Regions from separate parts of the Mus musculus genome. Here region 1 is linked to region 2. Evidence: chromatin loops called from intact Hi-C (ENCODE). Cell type or tissue: left cerebral cortex. All regions are shown on one strand. Each heading gives the region's core, and the rest is flanking DNA. Links, peaks and the distances in the headings are about the cores only.

Region 1 (5,393 bases), core at 340-5,339, 57 kb before region 2:
ATCCTGAGTGAGGTAACCCAGTCACAAAAGAAGTCACTAGATGTGCACTCACTGATAAGGGGATATTAGCCCAGAAACCTAGAATACCCAAGATACAATTTCCAAAACACAAGAAAATCAAGAAGGAAGACAAACATGTGGATACTTCATTCCTGCCTAGAATAGGGAACAAAATACCCATGGAAGGAGTTACAGAGACAAAGTTTGGAGCTAACATGAAAGGATGGACCATCCAGAGACTGCCCCACCCGGGGGTCCATCCCATAATCAGCCACCAAATGCAGACACTATTGCATATGTCAGCAAGATTATGCTGAAAGGACCCTGGTATAGCTGTCTCTTGTGAGGCTATGCCAGTGCCTGGTAAATACAGAAGTGGATGCTCACAGTCATCTATAGGATGGAACACAGGTCCCCCAATGGAGGAGCTAGAGAAAGTACCCAAGGAGCTGAAGGAGTCTGCAACCCTATAGGTGGAACAACAATATGAACTAACCAGTACCGCCCCCCCCCCCACCCACCGAGCTAGTGTCTCTAGGTGCATATGTAGCAGAAGATGGCCTAGTTGGCCATCATTGGGAAGAGAGGCCCCTTGGTCTTGCAAACTTTATATGCCCCAGTACAGGGGATTGCCAGGGCCAAGAAGTGGGAGTGGGTGGGTAGGGGAGTAGGATAGGGGGGGTGTATAGGGGACTTTTGGGATAGTATTTGAAATGTAAATGAAGAAAATATCTAATAAAAATTTTAAAAATAAATAAAAAATAAAAATAAAAACTGCAACATCTTCATTTATTATTTATTGGTTTATAAATAAATGTCTTAAAATCCATATGAATGTTCATAATCATGAGGTTGAATGTGAAAAGGGACACATATAACTGCTTCCAAAATGAAAGATAGAATGGAAAACAGGGATCTTTTAAAATATTTTTTATACATTTTTAAGAAAAGAGTAAAAAGAAAAAAATGTCAAATTTACTTCAACTGGCAGTGTGTTTTTTTTTTGTTTTGTTTTTTTGTTTTTTTATTAATCTAGGTTCAGCCCCTGAGAAATATTAGAAAATACGTGTCTTAGTTATTTTATAAAATTTGCTGCACTGATAAATATCCAGATAAAACTAAGTTAAGGGAACACTGCTTTAGTATGGATTATAGCTCCAAAGCAATACAGTCCATCCAGACTATGAAACAGAGCAGCAGGCAGGAAAGGCACAGTGGCCGAACCAGAGCACTTGCTAGGCACATGGGATCTGTACTCATGAAGCCAAGAGTGAAATGCAAGTGGAGCTGTGCTGTCACATCACAAGTGGCTACCAGTGGACTTGCTTCCTCTACCAAGGTTCCACCTCCTATAGATGCTACCAGTAAGGATCAAGTCTTCAAACATGAATATATGGGGTGCATTTTGCATTTAGACCACATCAGTCAGTATTGTAAGAGATTGTTGGCGGGCATTGTTTTTACTACCCATTCCTTTCTTACATTTTAATATATCTTGATTTCTTCTTCATGAAATCACTTAGGTTCCAACATATCTGTGTGCTGCAATGCAAAGGCTATGCCAAGCCTTGAGTTCAAAAACAGAAACATAAGCACCTGCCAACATTCCAGTCAAGAATCCTATATCTGTCCAGAGCTTAGACAAGAGATTTATTCCCAGGACATTGAAAATTGTTGTGATAATAGAGAAAAGTTGTGAACAAACTCCCAGAATCCTATGTTCTTGCTGATCCTTTCAAATAACCACAGTCAAATCTCCACAGTTTTATTCCTATTGTCTTAGTTTTGTCCTGTTGAGGCTCCTCCTCCATTCTATGAGCTTCTGAAATCAAGCCTATAAACTGCCCATGATGGCACGTAACTGGCATCCCAGTACTTGGGAGATAGCAATAGGAGGACCAACAGGTCTAGGTCATCCTTAAGAACACAGCGAGTTTGAGACCACCCTCGGGTACAGGAGACATTGCAACAAACAAATAATGCAAAATAAGCAAGCAAACAAACAACAAAATAAGCTCACAAATTTGTTTGCTTAATTTAGCTATAACTATTTGTATTCCTTTCAACATATTCTCCATCTACCTACACGCCTTCTAGAGTAGCAGACATATGACCTCTAAAGAAGAAAAAGTATTTCTAAGTGATCAAAATATATACGTGAGTAAACTGGAGATGACAAAGAGTCACCAGCAAAACTGAGTAGCCAGTTCAATCTAAATGATATAAACTCACATATTTATGATGTCCAAATGTAATTGATCATCTATGCAGTGAACATTTCATGAACATAACTTTTAAAATAAGTAGGATAATGATTTCCCAGTCCCATCAAGATGTTAGGTTTTTTTATAAATACATCATAAAATATATCCCTGAAGACATCATTGCATATATCAACTGAAGACATGGTGAATTCATTATAAAAAAATTTCCAACACAATTTTTCTACACAGAACAATCTGAGAAATAAACACATTACAAATCATCCCAAAATCTCCTAGGTACTGCTAAGAACAGATGCCACACTGTGCACATATCCTTAATCCCAGTACTCAGGAGGCAAAGACAGGTGGATCTCTGAATGTGAGGTCTATGAGGGAAGTTCCAGATCAGCCAGGAAAACAGCAAAACCCTGTCTCAAAAAAAGCCTCAAATGCAAAAATTTCCTGTAATTTTTGGGGGCAACTGTTTAAAGGATCAACTGTTTTTGACAGCAATGAATGACTTTCTATTTTAGCCTAGACTTTGATTGAACTCTTATTAATGATTAGAAATGGAATACAGAATCTAGATACAAGTCAGAGAAAGTAGCTACATGTAGATTCAAGTGCTGTCTTTATCTCTAGTCAGCCATTTAACTGGGCAACTCAAATAACCTTTTCTTTTTCTTTTTTCTTTCTTTCTTTTTTTCTTTACCCACAATTTGAGATTAGACAAATTTTCAACAGGCTCAAGCCTTCTAGAATTCTCACCGTGATTTCTCTGTGTAGCTTGATTCCCATATGGTGCTTAGATCTGAAAATAGTATGAATGTGGGAAGAATCCTAGGAGGAGTGTGGTGACGGTCCATGGGTATCAGAGGAGGACTCACATGCAGTCGCTTATATTAGAATTCAAGAATATAAACGTCCTTAATGCACTGGGCTATAGGAATAACCATACCACTCATGCACTGGACAGCCTCGTGCTTTAAAGACGTTAAAAAGATTGGACTTAAAATGATAAAGAAATTTAAAGCCAAAAATTTGATGTTGCTTTTAACTAACATCTACTGTACATTTTGTCCTCGGTTTCTGGAAAGAAAATATGTCACTCTATCTATTTTGAGTTTTTGCTTCTGTTTGTAGAGAAGATACACTTTCTCTCTGGAAATTGTCTTTTGAGTGCCATGGTAACCACATCCTTTCCAGTCAAGTCTGCCCTGTGGGCTGCGCAATTTAAGACATTTGAAAATGCCACTGAAGAAGATAACACCAAACAGACATGAAAGGGTATGCCTGAACATAAAAGTGGGAGATTTTTCTTAGTGTTTGCTTAAATGAAATGCCAAGAATGGGGAGGGAGACGAGGAATCACCAATCCAGAAATTCTGAAGAACCCAACTCCCCCAAGCCCTCTACCTAATCTCACATTATGTTTCTACCTTTCCTGCCTTTTAGCATTGGTGTGGAAGACCGTGGGTAAGAAGGACAGAGAAATAATAAGACTCTAGCTGAAAGGTAAGCAGGGTTACTGTGGACATTGTCCTTACAGGGCTGTGTGAGCTGCAGGTTCCCAAGGTCCAAGTGAGCACATGTGTCTCCCGTGACAGAAACCAGACTTCCAAATGTCAGAAGAATTATGCTTTGATGATTCTATGTCATCACAGAAAATGAGAGCCACCGACAGTCTATTAATAGGCAGTGACATTTTCCTATGATAAGTGCAATGGAAAGACTTAGTTGTGGGGCACAGAATATGGTACAAGCCTCCATTGGCTGGTGAAGGGGCTGGGGCATGCATTTGCAGCCATTGTGTGATGATCAAAAAAATTGCTGGTTCTGGAACGATGGCTCAGCTATTATGATCATTTGCTCTTGTAGAGGAACCAGGTTTGACTCCCAGCATCTGCATCATGGGAGGCTCATAATCCTCCATAACTCCAGTTACAAGGGATCAGGAGCCCTCTTCTGACCCCTGCAGCCACGAGTCACACACACATTGAACAAACGTGCATGTGAGTAAAATGCTCATAAGCATAATATAAATTTTTTTAATTAATCTTTTAAAAAAGAAACTACTTCTAAATGTGCAACGCCAGCAAACAAACTGCAATGTTCTATACCTGGGTCCCACAAGAAAACTGAGTATCCACTGGCTCAGCTATCTGTGGGATCCAAGTATATGGCATTCTTCCCTTATTAAATATTATATTGTGAATGCTATATGGAGATATTTATAATGTAGATGCTATATGGAGATATTTTAATTAAAATTCTTTGCTTTTCATTTTAATTCTTTGCTTTAAAAGGAAAATTAAGTTATGTCTGAATAATAAGTTTTTAATTTTTAAAAATGTATTTATGTGTATAATTGTTTAACCTACATACATTTATGGATACTATAAGTGTGCCTGGTAAATGCAGAAATTAGAAGAAGGTCCTAGATACCCAGAAACTGGCCTTACTGATAGTTGTGAGTTCCACATGGATGCTCAAAATTAAACGTGAGTCTACTGCATAAGCAACAAGTACTCTGAACTGCTGAATCATTTCTCTAGTCTCAAAATGATATTTTTAAAGTCTTTTCTAAACAACCACTTTATTAAGAAACAACTACATGTATTTTGTAGCAAAAAGGGTTAAGCACCTAAGGGAGAAATTGATTAGGATAATTTAGATCTGATTTCACAATATGAATAGCTTGTTGTGTTTACTGTTATTTCAGTAATTAAAAAATAGAGACTCTATGTCTTGTTTTACCCATGTATAGAAAGTACCTGGCAAGAAAGATATACTTTGCATCATACTTGAAGGAGTGTGTCTTATTAATATTTCTATTATTTATTCTAGTCATGTAAATTTTCTTTAACATTTTTGGCCCTCTATTGTGTTCTTATTCAAGCATTTGGAGGTGGTAAATATTTATGCTGATTTTATGTAGGGGCGAGCAATGAAAGTAATCAATGGTACTTGGCTTTCAAAGGCTTTCACAAAAAAATGAAAATATTCAATAATATCATTATGAATTTTAATGTTTGACTTCCTAGTTAATAAAACTGCCGACTTTTCTAATATTATTTACTTTAATTTTTGACAAGTACTTAATATTCTTCTTTCAATACTAAAATGATTATTACAGAGAGAGGCTATGATATTTAGAATCTTTTTTATTTCTATATTTTTTATTCTCCC
Region 2 (5,393 bases), core at 220-5,219:
ACATCTGTTAGGTCTATTAGATATATGATGCAACTGTATTCCAATGTTTGTTTTTTATTTCAAATGCATTTTGTGTAACATAGTTATATCACTTTTCATCTTCCTTTTCCTTCTTCAAGCCCCTCTCAGGTATTGTACTTCCAACCTCTCCCAAGCCCCAAACTCTCAAGCTGATAGCCTGTCTCTGTCTCTGTCTCTGTCTCTCTCTCTCTCTCTCTCTCTATATATATATATATATATATATATATATATGTGTGTGTGTGTGTGTGTGTGTGTGTGTGTGTATGTATGTATATATATATGTGTGTGTGTGTGTATGTATGTATATGTGTGTGTGTGTGTGTGTGTGTGTGTGTGTGTGTGTACATATGTATATAGAAATATATAAGTAAAATGTCCCTTAAAAGAAACTTTGTCAACCATTATCAAGTTGGCTTTCTTGAGAACAACTCATACTTGGGTGCCTATCCTCAACTGATACATCTACAACTCGAGGCCTACACATAAAGCTCAAGAAACTTTGAAAGAGGAAGCTGAAAGTTATAGAGCCCAAAGCCAAGATGAGGCAAGAATGGGAAAGTGCTCCCATAAAAATCACAAAACTATAGTTACCTAAACAGACAAGCATAATGACAACTTCAGTTCATACACCAATATAAACTGTGGAAATATTACAAGGCTCCATCCCTATCTGAAGAGCTGAAAGCCATCACTGTCTCCCAAGAGGAGATAAAATCATCTCTAGGGATGTGCCTTCTGATAGGTTGTCCAGTCTCAAGTAGTCAACTCTAAACTCATATGCATGTGAGCAACACTAAATGGACTATTTCTCTCTGTGTGTGTGTGTGTGTGTGTGTGAGAGAGAGAGAGAGAGAGAGAGAGAGAGAGAGATAATAAAGAAGTCATACATTTGAAAGAGAACTGAGTAGACACAGAAAGTTGGAGAAAGAGAGAAAGAGATGGAAATGATAAAATCAATATTCACTTATGAGATTCTAAAAATAACTAATAATTTATATGAAAAGGTAAGCCTTTGATAGGAGGTTCAGTTTTGTTTTCTAATCACTTATTAAGGCTAGAAGATACTATGATGTGGTCACATATATGAGTGTTTATGGAACACAGAACAAAATGAAATTATAAAGTTAGTTAAAATTCCTTTAATTTAGATTATACAGATTACACAGATATAAGAAGTTGAATTTCGCTAAAATCAAAATCAATTTAGATTAATTAAAGAAGACTGAAAATATTACTACATGCTTTAAAAACTCTCACTAAGCCTTTTCCTCGTGTTTAAATTTAATGAGTTAATGGGAATGGTTGTAAATAAAGATTTGTAAAACTCTAACAAACATCATCTGAATGGAAAGTTAATGAGGATGTTAGTGTTTTCCAACATAAAGGAATGGATCTCAACAAAAACAGAGCACCAAAACTCTGTAGGGTTTCAGAAAATTTATTAAGCAAGTGAAACCCATTCATTAATGTTTTGCCTTATGGCCCATTCTCACAGTGAGTTAATAAACACTAAGTAATGCTGAAATTATTTCAATCTTCCTGTATCAGTTGAAGTTGTTAGAAAAGGGGGGGCAGGAACAGTATTGGAAGGGACAGGAGCAAAGTACAGAGGATCAGGACACTGAATAGAAACATGTAGCAGAGAGGGATGGGGAACTGGGGTAACCACTAGAAAGTCCCAGACTCCAGTGAAGCAAGAAGCTCCGAAGAGCCAATGGTGATGATTTTAGCTGAAATACCCCAAAGAGGGGAGATAGAACCTGTAGAGACCACCTCCAGTAGAAAGGACCCCAGTTGAGAGATGGGGCCACCCACGTATCTCAAAATTTTAAACCCAGAAATGTTCCTGTCCAAAGGAAAGACGGGGACAAAAAAAATGGAACAGAGATTGAAGGATAGGTCATCCCGGGACCACCTCACCTAGGGATCCATATCATTTGCAGACACCAAACTCAGACACTATTGCTGATGCCAAGAAGCAGTTGCTGGCAGGAGCCTGGTATAGCTGTTCCCTGAGAGGTTCTACCAGCACCTGACCAATACAGATGCAGATACTTACAGCCAACCATCAGACTGAGCCCTAGAACTCCTATGGAAGAATTAGAGGAAGGACTGAAGAAGCTGAAGGGGATTGCAAGCCCATAGGAAGAATATGAACTAACTGGACCACCCAGAGCTCCCAGGGACTAAACTACCAACCAAAGAGAATACATGGAGGGAGCCAGGAATCCAGATACATATTAGCCGAGGATGGCCTTATCTGACATCAATGGAGGGAAGGCCCTTGGTCCTGGGGAGGCTTGATTTCATAGTGAATAGGATATTAGAGGCGTGAGGCAGGAGTGGGTGGGGAAGCACCCTCATAGAGGCAAAGGGAGGAGGAATGACTTGGGGGATTGAAGGGGGTAACCAGGAAGGGGGATATAATTTAAAATATAAATGAATAAAATGATTAATAACAAAAGATCAATAGCAAAAAAAAGCTGGAAAATATAATGCTGAAATTTAGATCTTGGTAAGAGTGTTGTAGTTAAAATACTAGGCAGAGAGATAAAAATAACTCGCAACACCTATTATGTTCATTTGGCCAGAAAAGGTCTCTTTGAGCTATGTAATATCTGCAAGCACATGGTCCATAGGGTACAGTAGCAATGTGCAGATGGTGCTAAAACAGAGCAAATGGCAGATAAATGCAGAGATGGGGAGATAAAGATGTCAGCACGCACAGAACCATGGTGGAGAGGAATCTAAGAGAGGCTTCAGAACAGCAGAATGAGAGGAGACTAAATTGTTTAAAAGAAAGGAAAGAAAAAGTGAGGGAGAAAGGGAAAAAGTGAGGGAGAGAGGGGAAGAAGGGAGGGAGGGAGAGTGTGAGTGAGCAAAAATGCATATACACATGGAAGCTCTGCTCAGCTTCCTTTGAGGAAACCAATAGCAGAGACAACAGAGATTACTGCTGGACTTGAAGCCAGATCAGAAAATCAGTGAAGAACGAGTAGGTGCCTATTAGTAAATGTGCTTCCCATGTGTGAGGGAGTGGGTAGTGTATGGTCTCACTGTTCCTCCTGAACCTCGGACATCTCAACTCCTATCTCCACTGAAACCCATTAAGTATGATAAAAGTAGTAAAGAATTTTTCTAATTTTTGAAAAGCTGATAAACTTAAAACACAGCTAGGTCAGATCATTTTTCTGTATGCATCATACTGCTGTCTCAATATTTCAGAGCGTCTGCTCTCCCGTTTGCTCTGTTTCATTTTCATCTGAACATTAGACATTTTTCATGTGATTTCCACAGCAACCACTAGAGGGAAAACAGCTACTGGAGAAAGAAAAACATTTTAAAATGTTTACTTGTTTCATAACCCTTAAAACCTCAGAAGCAAATGATGTGTTCAAAATGAGCAACTGAGAAAAGCATACCAGAAATCCACATGATTTTCAAATTATTCACAATAAATATTGGCACTCTTGTTAAAGCATATATTCCGCAAAGGCTTTTACATTCATTGCCTCATTTGTTTTTCCAAAATGAATGGTAAGTATAGAAGGCATTACCTACCACACAACAGTAATAATAAGCATACATTATTCATATAAAATATAAATTGTTTAACCACCTAACAGCTCCGTTGTTCATTATTAAAACTCAGGCATGAGTATTTTTCCAAGTGCACTGTATTTTCCATTTTGTAGGGTTTTATTTTCTATTGTTTTGTGGGCTTTTATATCTTGTAAGGAAAAATGAAAACCGACTGCATCTCTCGTCCTGTTGTTTATTTTTCTCAATCTCATTGGGACATAATACACATTTGGGTAACTGCTAAGTGTATGAATGCATTAGCATATGAAACAGAAGGAGGAAGCCCCGCTCCTTCTTGCCAACATTGTTACTAAACACAAGATGCTTGTGATGGGGTCACAGTTGACTTCCTAAGTGCACTTCATTTGAGGGTTAGTAACACTGAACCAATTGTTTGTAGCTTAGAAGACCTATGAAGAAGGGTTGTTCTTTGTGATCCCTTCTCTGATTTGGTATCTTCATGTTGTGGACTACTCATTTGTGTAGCCCATCAGTCATGGGTTCAAATTATACTTCCTGTTGTGATAATACAAGGTGTTGGGGTTTGGGAATGTATATAATTAATCCCAGAATGTGATGTGTAGTTGTGAATGGAATAGGCTATCTCATGAAAAAGACACCAGTAAAATGATGTTTTACTGACTTCCCTGTTGGCTATAATGAGAGGAGAGACATTTGGAAGAGAGGGGTCACCACGAGCCAGCCTACTCCCCAGAACTGTGAGAATTCGATGTCTATCCTTTAAGCCACACAGACTCTGGCTGAAATTAGCTATAGACTTTCAGGTGTTAGTTTCCTCAGCCTGCCAAAGCATTTTCCTTGTTCTGTTCACAAAGCTGCATTTGGTGGCATAAGGCTTGGAATGCGGATCTGGAAATCTCTTCCCCACAACTAAACTTCTTTCTGTGCAACTAAGGAATTATTCAGCAAGACATAAAACAAGAAACTAATTCAAAATTCCACATGAGCCTAACATATCTCAACCTATTTTCCGAATAAATACTCAGTGTGGAAAGTTATCAATGTATGATATGATTACAAAGAATTTTTCTTTTCCTTTTTTTCTTGCTTTTCTGTATTTTATCTTATTTATAGTAAGAAAATAAGGGTTTTTTTAAATAAGAAAAATGATGTATTTTTTTTAATTAAGAGTCAAGGGATATGTATTTTTCATATCTCTCCTTAAAATGGCATTCAGTTATGCTTGGCAAACATTTTGTATAAACATGGTTGTTTATCTTCAATTTGAAAAATGAATTCATTAAGCACTATTACACTGACTGTGCCTAGCACCCCTGTCTCTTCTTATCAAGGCCTGACCTCAGAAATACATTCCTTGGAACCAATAAAGAAATAAGGGCGTATCTGCTAGCTCCTGGAATCCACCAGCAATTTGATTTTAAAGGCAGGAGCAAGGTTAAGGTAAGCTGGCAGCGCTCAACAGCACTCTTTCATTCTCCACATTGAGCACATCCCTGGAAAAGGTGGCATTGTCCTCAGTGAGCTTTCAAAGTATATGGTTTCCTACATTAAGATAGTTGGATGATGAGGGGAGGGGCCACATGAGGGGGCAGGAACTGGGAGGAGAGGGAGACTGTGATTGACATGTAAAGTGAATAAATAAATAAATAAATAAATAAATAAATAAATAAATAAATGGGAGAAAAGGATCATTGGGTGAAATAAAAACTTACAAATCTGTACATGAAATAAAATTCTTACTATTAAAATAATATGTAAACACCAAAACGACAAATTGTTTAGTTAAGAAAAAAAAAGGTAAAATTTTA

What was found. A loop is a pair of places that touch in the nucleus more often than their neighbours do. Peaks named below come from ENCODE experiments on the same cell type or tissue, not always from the same donor. Only the 100,000 strongest peaks of a DNase experiment are listed, where the experiment ranks them.
Region 1: it touches region 2 in a loop (5-fold over the local background); 2 of 42 quality-filtered maps call a loop at or near these places.

The regions. Positions count from the first base shown.
Region 1 is chr8:54,885,233-54,890,625 of GRCm38, reverse strand. It overlaps LOC115486929 (a long non-coding RNA gene), which reads left to right and starts at 1,044. Exons shown (of 3, transcript XR_003947548.1): 1 at 1,044-3,491; 2 at 3,660-4,216. It also overlaps a transcript of Gpm6a not described here. In left cerebral cortex, for the core only: no CTCF peak of the experiment used is centred there; DNase peaks (open chromatin) are centred at 2,626, 3,057 and 3,435; H3K4me3 peaks cover 1,634 bases; H3K27ac peaks cover 3,770 bases.
Region 2 is chr8:54,827,893-54,833,285 of GRCm38, reverse strand. It overlaps a transcript of Gpm6a not described here. Among named protein-coding and RNA genes, the nearest start is that of Wdr17, 110 kb to the right of the region's middle. In left cerebral cortex, for the core only: a CTCF peak has its summit at 3,318 (motif pointing right); DNase peaks (open chromatin) are centred at 3,024 and 3,314; H3K4me3 peaks cover 403 bases; H3K27ac peaks cover 1,289 bases.